2 separate regions of the Mus musculus genome follow, and region 2 is linked to region 1. The links are chromatin contacts, found by Hi-C in ENCODE. All regions are on one chromosome and are shown on one strand. The core of a region is the stretch at or near the end of the contact, and the rest is flanking DNA. Distances in the headings are between cores, read along the strand shown. Region 1 holds the start of Cd101 (CD101 antigen). Region 2 has its middle 3.6 kb from the start of Gm32803.

Region 1 (3,606 bases), core at 324-2,823:
ATGCTTCACCTGGCAGGGTGCTGGCAGGTGCCAGTCACTGGCATGTGGTCCTAATACATCCCCTTGCAGGCTTCCTGTCTTCTTCTCAGGCCCCAGGTCTGATCCTCACCCATAAGCTCACTGAGATGTGATCCTGGTTCAACTCCACCAGAGCTTGCTGGTCTACCTTAGTGCCGGATGGTACGTGCCCTTCATCTTTCTTATAAAGCTACAGCCTTAGCCACACCGATTGTAGCTCAGCCCAGTTCCTCCCTCATCCCGGCTACCACAGTCTCTTCACAAACTCCACCCAGTTTCTGGGAACCAAGACTTTTAAACTTGAACCAACCTACAGTTAGGATTCAAGGGTCCTTAAAACAGGGTGAAAAAGCCCTTTAATCTTTATTCTCATTAATCTCCAATGGAAATGTCCTATTTCCCTTCAGTGATGGATGCAGACGTGTAACCATAGCTACTTGCATATTATATGGCAATTTTTGTAGACATATTAGAATATTCTCTTCATACCCACCACTTCTCTGAGCTTGGTGATTAAAAAATGGTCCTCCAGACCTTGTTGTATAGCACATAAATAAGAATGGAAATGAACACATTATGATTTATTTTTAAATATTGTTTATTCACTATAAAATTCAGGTAGGCCTACTTTAGGCTTCTACTAGTGCTGTGATTACAGGTGCCATCACATTGGCACTGAAAATATTTTGATAACTTTATTTCAATAAGGCCAGTTTATACTATAGTCCTATGCATTTTATAATATGCATTTATAAGTTACACTGAGATGATCTTTGTATGTGGCACACAGCCTGCCTGTTAACTGCTCTACATGGTAAGGAACTATTTTGTTCCCTGCTAAATTCACCTGTTTCTTCCCTTTATCTCCAAGTTTTTCTTCTTCCATCCTCTTCAAATATGCAAAAGTATCCCTGGGCCAGATAAAGGCCCTATATGGGCTTTAGTAGAGCCAAGTAATTGTTCTGATCCTTCTCTGTCTCTCTCTTTAGCTCTCAGAAAAAGTCTAGAACCTTCTTTTAGCTTGACCTAAACTACACGGTACTCTTAATGCTTTTTCTTCTACCTAAGTCACATCCACAAGGCACACACATCTAGTTACACCCTAACATCAGGCAACCCTTGAGGCCTCTTCGTGTGTCAGTGAAACCTCTTCATCTCCCACGGGATGCTCAGCCCAGGAAGGTAAAGTAAAGCCAGGGCCATGCAAAGCTCAAAGACAAGCTTGAAATAAAATACAATAGGTACCCAGGATATAACAAAGTCTTCCATTGCCCCCAGTCACAAGGATGCATAAGGAAGCCTTAAAACCGTCATCAATAAGTAAAAGATTGGCACAAAGTCAGAAATCTATAACCTAGTCTTTCCTGTGAAGACCAACTTGGCCTGCTCCCTCACCCAGCAGCCTCTGGATGACAAGCCCCTGTATGGTAGAAACATCAAAGTTATAAGACTTACTTAGAGAGAGAAAGAGAGATGCCACACACAGGATGCATGCCATCTGGACCGGCACAGCTTTTTCGGGCAGCGTCACTGAACTTGCTCAGAGGCTGAGTGACAAAATTCAGTGCTGCCACAGCAAAGGTAAAGAGGAAGCTATGGTGTGGTTTTCAGCCCACTGAGAGACCTTTGCAGAAAGCAAAGGTGGCTGCATTTACAGTCACTTAGACTTGGGTATGAAGTAAGGAGTTATCTTCACGGTGAAGGAAACCCATACAGATGAAGGAGACCCTGGGGCTCCTCCTGCCTAAAGAGGAAGGAATTTCAGAAATCTGAGTGAATGAAAAAATCGAGAAATGTTCTGCTCCCTTCTTGAGGGAGGAAGCATGAGAGGAGCCCCTGGAATCCATGAACTCGGGGGGCCCCATGAGGTATAAAAATGGGAGGTCCCAGAGGCAGGCTGTCTGAAGTGTGGGGTGTAGTCTGTTATCAGCTGTGTGATACCACCACCCCCAGGATTGCAAAAAAAAAAATGTCATTGGTTTAAGCACTTAGAACAGTATTTGGTCCACAGTAGTGTTCAATGGCTATCACCTCCCATCATCACCACCAGCAGACTCTGAGTTGATGTTTATCTTCCCAGGGTGGGTCTGGAGATCAAGGATAGCAGAAGTGTGCCTCCATGCAGCTACTGGCACTGAACCCGGGGTAACTGAGTGGTCGAGACCTAGAAGACAAAATCACATCCCTGAGGACACTGCCTCAGACTCTGCGATCTGGTACAGCACAGACCTAGGCAGATTAGGAATAATTTAGTCTGTTTCAGGGCACAGTAACAGGCAGATTCTTGCTTGTTCTGTCCATCCATCTATCCATCTACCATTCATCCATTTATCCATGCATTCATCCATTCACCATCCATCCATTCACCCACCCACTCCATCCACCCAAATATCCATCCATCCATTCACCCACCCACCCCAGCCATCTATCCATCCATCCATCCATCCATCCATCCATCCCATTCATACATACATACATACATACATACATACATACATACATACATACAGTCTTTTTTTTTTTGTCGTCCCATGTCTGGTGTTGTGGTACAACTTGCACATATACAAAGATATTCATAACCTTTCCTTTATCCTCAGGAAATGCCTTTTTAATCAGATGACCACCAATACAATGTGTTTACATACTATGGGACATATAAAGGCAGAGAAAGAAGTTGGTGCACAGGAGGGGAGGTCAGGATGGATTGTACTGGGCCAAAGAGACAACTAGAGGGAAAAAAAAAAGAAGCGCATCAGGCACAGTTGGGAAATACTCTAGCCTAGTAGATAGGGGTTGCTGACTGTCTCTTCCTGTTGATGACACTTGGGGCTGGTATGAAGAAAGAGAGTCTAGAGCTTGTCTGGAACAGATCTTAGTGGGCTGTAAAAGCCAGCCTGGCTTTAATTTTGAAGAACAGAGGAACTATCAGGGGAGTTTTAGCAGAAACACAGCATGCCCCCCCCCCCTGGAAACAAAGTTTCATATGATTAACTGGATTCATATTATTATTGGAAAGTGGGGGAGGTAGTCAAGGCTGTAAAGAAAAGGTCACAGGCTTTTGCAGCTGTTTGTTTCACCAATGATGAGTTCCTGAATTAGGCCATCTAAAAGAATGGCAGGACGGAGAGATGAAACATCAGGTCCTTGCAGGCACCTCTGCAAGACAAGATACCAAATGTCAGAGAGCCTCATGGTAAAGTGCAGTCTCTCCTCTCTGTTCAAGACAGTGGGACCTGATGGAAGTGAACAGGAGAGAACATGACACACTGTCATGCTGGGAAAGTAGGGGAGGTCCCCTAGGAGATGGCCACAGTTGCAGGAGGTAGAGGACATGTCTTGTTTGGGAGAGTGAGTGGTTAAAGAAAACCTTCAGGACAAAGGTATTTTAAGGTAAACTTTATTTCCTTAGTGGGATGATCACAGATTGGGGGCACATCTGCAAAGGAGGAAATGGTATTTAATCCAACCATCTATTCTTTATCTATTTACACACCTACTCGCCTGAACCATTCTCCCCTCTGGTTAAATTCACTAGCTGTTGTCTCTTAAAAAAATTAGCTCTCTGAAGCCAGTTAACTGCAAGTGCTT
Region 2 (3,383 bases), core at 620-3,119, 270 kb after region 1:
TTCCCTGGGGTTTCAGGATTCCAAGTGCTGTGTGACCTAAGTTTTAGCTTTTCCTTTGTATCAAGGTTGATGGAACAGTATCTGTCTCACCTGGGATGGTGGTATCTGCTTCTCAACGCAGCTTTGGTTGAGACGTAGGGCACAAGTTTACCCCCAGCACACCAAGGGCTCTACCCAGCATTGTCTGGTATGGGCTATCTGGTATACCTCCCTCCATTCCTGCTATGATAATGGAATGGAATTACAGATTGTTATAAGCCACCATGTGGGTGCTGGGAAAAAAACCCAGGTCCTCTAAAAAGCACCCAGTGTTCCTAGTGCTCTCCCCAGCCCCTTGAGGCCCAATGTCCTCGGGGTTGCTTCTCTAGTCTTGATCCACCATGTCCGTGCCTCTTGTTTGATTTGGAGTCACACTTTCCCTGAACTCATGCTTTTTATAATCCCATGTTTTTATACAGTCTAAGAAACAAACATCTGGCTTCTACTGGATTCGTGTGTGTGTGTGTGTGTGTGTGTGCGTGTGTGTGTGTGTGTGTGTGTGCTCGTGCATGCACACACGTGTACACACAGGGTAGGTGGGGGTTGTTTTAAATGCACATGTGCAAGCCAGAGAACTCTTAGGAATCCATCCTCCGGAAAGCCATCTACCTACTTTAAAACAAAGTCTCTACGTTACCCGGAGCTCCTTAAGTAAGTTAGTCTGCTGGCCAGCCAGACTCAGGCCTCCCCTCCCCTCCCTGGAGCAGGACATTAAGTGCACATTAACAACCAGTGTTTCCACCCAGGTTCTGAGGACCAAACTCAGGTCTTTATACTTACAGGGCAAGAGTTTTACCAAACGAGCCGCCCTGCCCCTGTCATTCCACCATTTGAGTTGCGCTTTCCCATCTGTTTTCTCTCGTCTACCCATTACACACCCGTTATCAGATAATGCAGGTGGCTTCTGTTCTCAGCTCTTTCAAAATCCTCTTAAGAAGGGAAAGCCAGGGAACCCCTGAGTCTCTCTGCACCCCTGGGAGCCCCACCTTGCATCCACCCTGTCTCTAGGAGGGCTCTAAGTTCTCCTTTCTGTGAAATTCCCCCAAGTCTTACAGAAATCCTGTAACGACAAGTGAATAAATTAGCAAACAAATAAGACAGCCTGGATAAAAGTCGGAGGATTCCACCACTCAATATAAAATAAGACCACAGAAATGAAGGCATACTGAGACCAAGGCTGAGTGCTGAGGTTTGTTTTTCTCTCAAGAGAGACCAGGCTGTTACCAATGGTTAAGGCATCGGAGCCAAGGGGCAAGGGACCATGACCTCTAGCTGAGCCTCAGCTCAGTACAGCAGATTTATGACTGTGGGCACAGACACAACCTTTTTCCCCATTACAAAGATGCATTCTGTGGGGTGGCTAAAAGTCCACAAAACCGTTTCATCGTTTATGGTTACGAAGCAGCATAAGCTACTCCTTAATAGATTATCCTGATTTCCCAAACAAACACCAGAAAAATGGGACTTAGGTCTATTGTAGATCCTAGTTTGGAATCAGTAGGGAGCCCCAATAGTATTTGACATTGTGACCTCATGTAGAAGCCACTTGTGCATCTCTGAGCCTCATCAAAAAGAACTAGCAATACAGAAAGTCCCCGGATAAGGGGTCCAATCCTAAAACTACCACCACCGAGAGCTGTCATCTGTCCCTCTCCATGGTCATGGGGCAGTATCCTGTGCCAGCTCCTGCCAAGTGTGTATTAGTAAGTTCTGAACTGTGTTAGCAGCTTCGTGGTTTTCTGTAGCCTTTTGCAGCCTAGAAAACAGTTTCCAGCAAGAAGCCCCTGCTGTTCGATCCATTACGTGTGAAAACAGATAAGCCTGCGCATGTCCGCTGGGGGCTGGCAAGGGGAGGGAACTTAAACAAGAGCTAATTTGGCCTGTGGGGACTAGCTGAGGAAGGGCAAGCTGCTCTGGCTGGGAGCGAGGGGCTGGCAGAGGAGTCTGCCGCATACCGTGGCCACTTAAGGCTGGAGCACATGAAGGTCTGTTGTCCGCGGTTTGAAGAACGTTCTGCAAAGGGCTGGTTTACAGAAGGGGAAATTTTGATCTCACAGCACAGATCCGGTTTCCTGAGAACCATCTGCTTGTTTTTCTCCTTCCCAAAGAGCCCACAATCTCTTGTGGGAAAAATTCAGAATGTTATTGGCTTTCCGAGGAGAGGGGATTGGAAATGCCAGATAAATAGAGACTGCAAGCGACAGGGTTTCATTGTGTTCCCCTCGGGCTGTTGGGGAGAGCCACATGGTGAAGCCGTGAGACTGTGGATAGAAATGCAGAAACAGAACTGTGGGCTGGGGACAAAGCAACAGGGGCTCTGCTGTTTAGCCAGACCACACTCACGTTCCCTGTCACGTGAGGGGCAGGCAGCATGGACCGCGTGTGTCTTGCAAAACTACATGAGGATCCAAGGAGAACAGGGATATATAAGAATCTTGGGACTCAGCCGGGCAGGTGCACTCGCGTCTGCTATGGAGATGTCACTTAAACCCAGCCAAAGCTAAGCTGTTCATCTGCCCACGTTTAAAGCAAATCTTAACTGAATTCTGTACTGGAATGCTTTTGTCTGCCTGTGGCAGGAACCCAGTTTAAAATGCCTCACTCAAACTAAGGACAAGAGCCTTTAATTCACCCAACCAATCAATTGATGGTGCTTTACTGAGAGCCTGCCTGGTGCCAGGAGGTGTTCTAGAAGTTTCTATATTCATTAGCAAAGAAGACGAGCCCACACGTTCTAAGGGTGCTGATGAGTGGGTATAGCCACACAGATGTAAATATGAGTCTGTCAGGTAATGGTAAGGTGTTCTAGAGAGACGAAGCAAAGCCAAGGGTTGGAGTGGCAAGAGGGTTCCATGTTAGGCAGACATGGTCTCAATGGCTCACCTGAAGCCTATGTGGCAAATGGGAGCCAGCCATACTGCCACTTGTGGGAGACCATGGCTGAGAGACAGAATGGCATGTGCAAAGGTCCTGAGGCAGGAGCTAAGAGGCCAGTGGGGATGGAGCGAGCTGACAGGATGCAGAATTAGGAGAGTTGCTCAGAGGGGAGCAGCCAGGTGCTGAGGATTGGGGTACTGCTCTTGCAGTGTCTTTAGGGTTCTGAGGAGAGTAGCTGTCTCCTGTGACTTCAGGTTTTCAAGCCTGACTTGGCAGAGGCAGAGAGACCCCTATGCAGGTTACTATGGGGTTTGAGTGGGAGGATTAGGAGGGTGAGGTCAGATGTAGGGAGAGCTTGGGGTCAGAGGTGGTGCTGGCCTGATTAGCCTGTGGATGAGATGCAGGGGTGGGGCTCAAGCATGACATGAGTGGAGGCGGTAAGATCAAAGCTCTGTTCTCCCGTGTCT

Evidence for each region. Hi-C counts contacts between places; a loop is a spot of excess contacts on that map.
Region 2: a map of T-helper 17 cell shows a loop between it and region 1 (3-fold over the local background). The contact joins the enhancer-like site here to the promoter of Cd101 in region 1. A Hi-C loop is called at or near these places in 2 of 37 maps with a recorded cell type or tissue (T-helper 17 cell and regulatory T cell).

The regions. Positions count from the first base shown.
Region 1 is chr3:101,027,980-101,031,585 of GRCm38, forward strand. It overlaps Cd101 (CD101 antigen), which reads right to left and starts at 1,574. Exons shown (of 9, transcript NM_001167906.2): 1 at 1,474-1,574. The coding sequence starts at 1,516.
Region 2 is chr3:101,298,487-101,301,869 of GRCm38, forward strand. No RefSeq gene overlaps it. Among named protein-coding and RNA genes, the nearest start is that of Gm32803, 3.6 kb to the left of the region's middle. Within about 2 kb of position 1,870, at least 1 of the 3 ENCODE cell types and tissues checked has a DNase peak (open chromatin) inside an H3K27ac peak, as active enhancers do.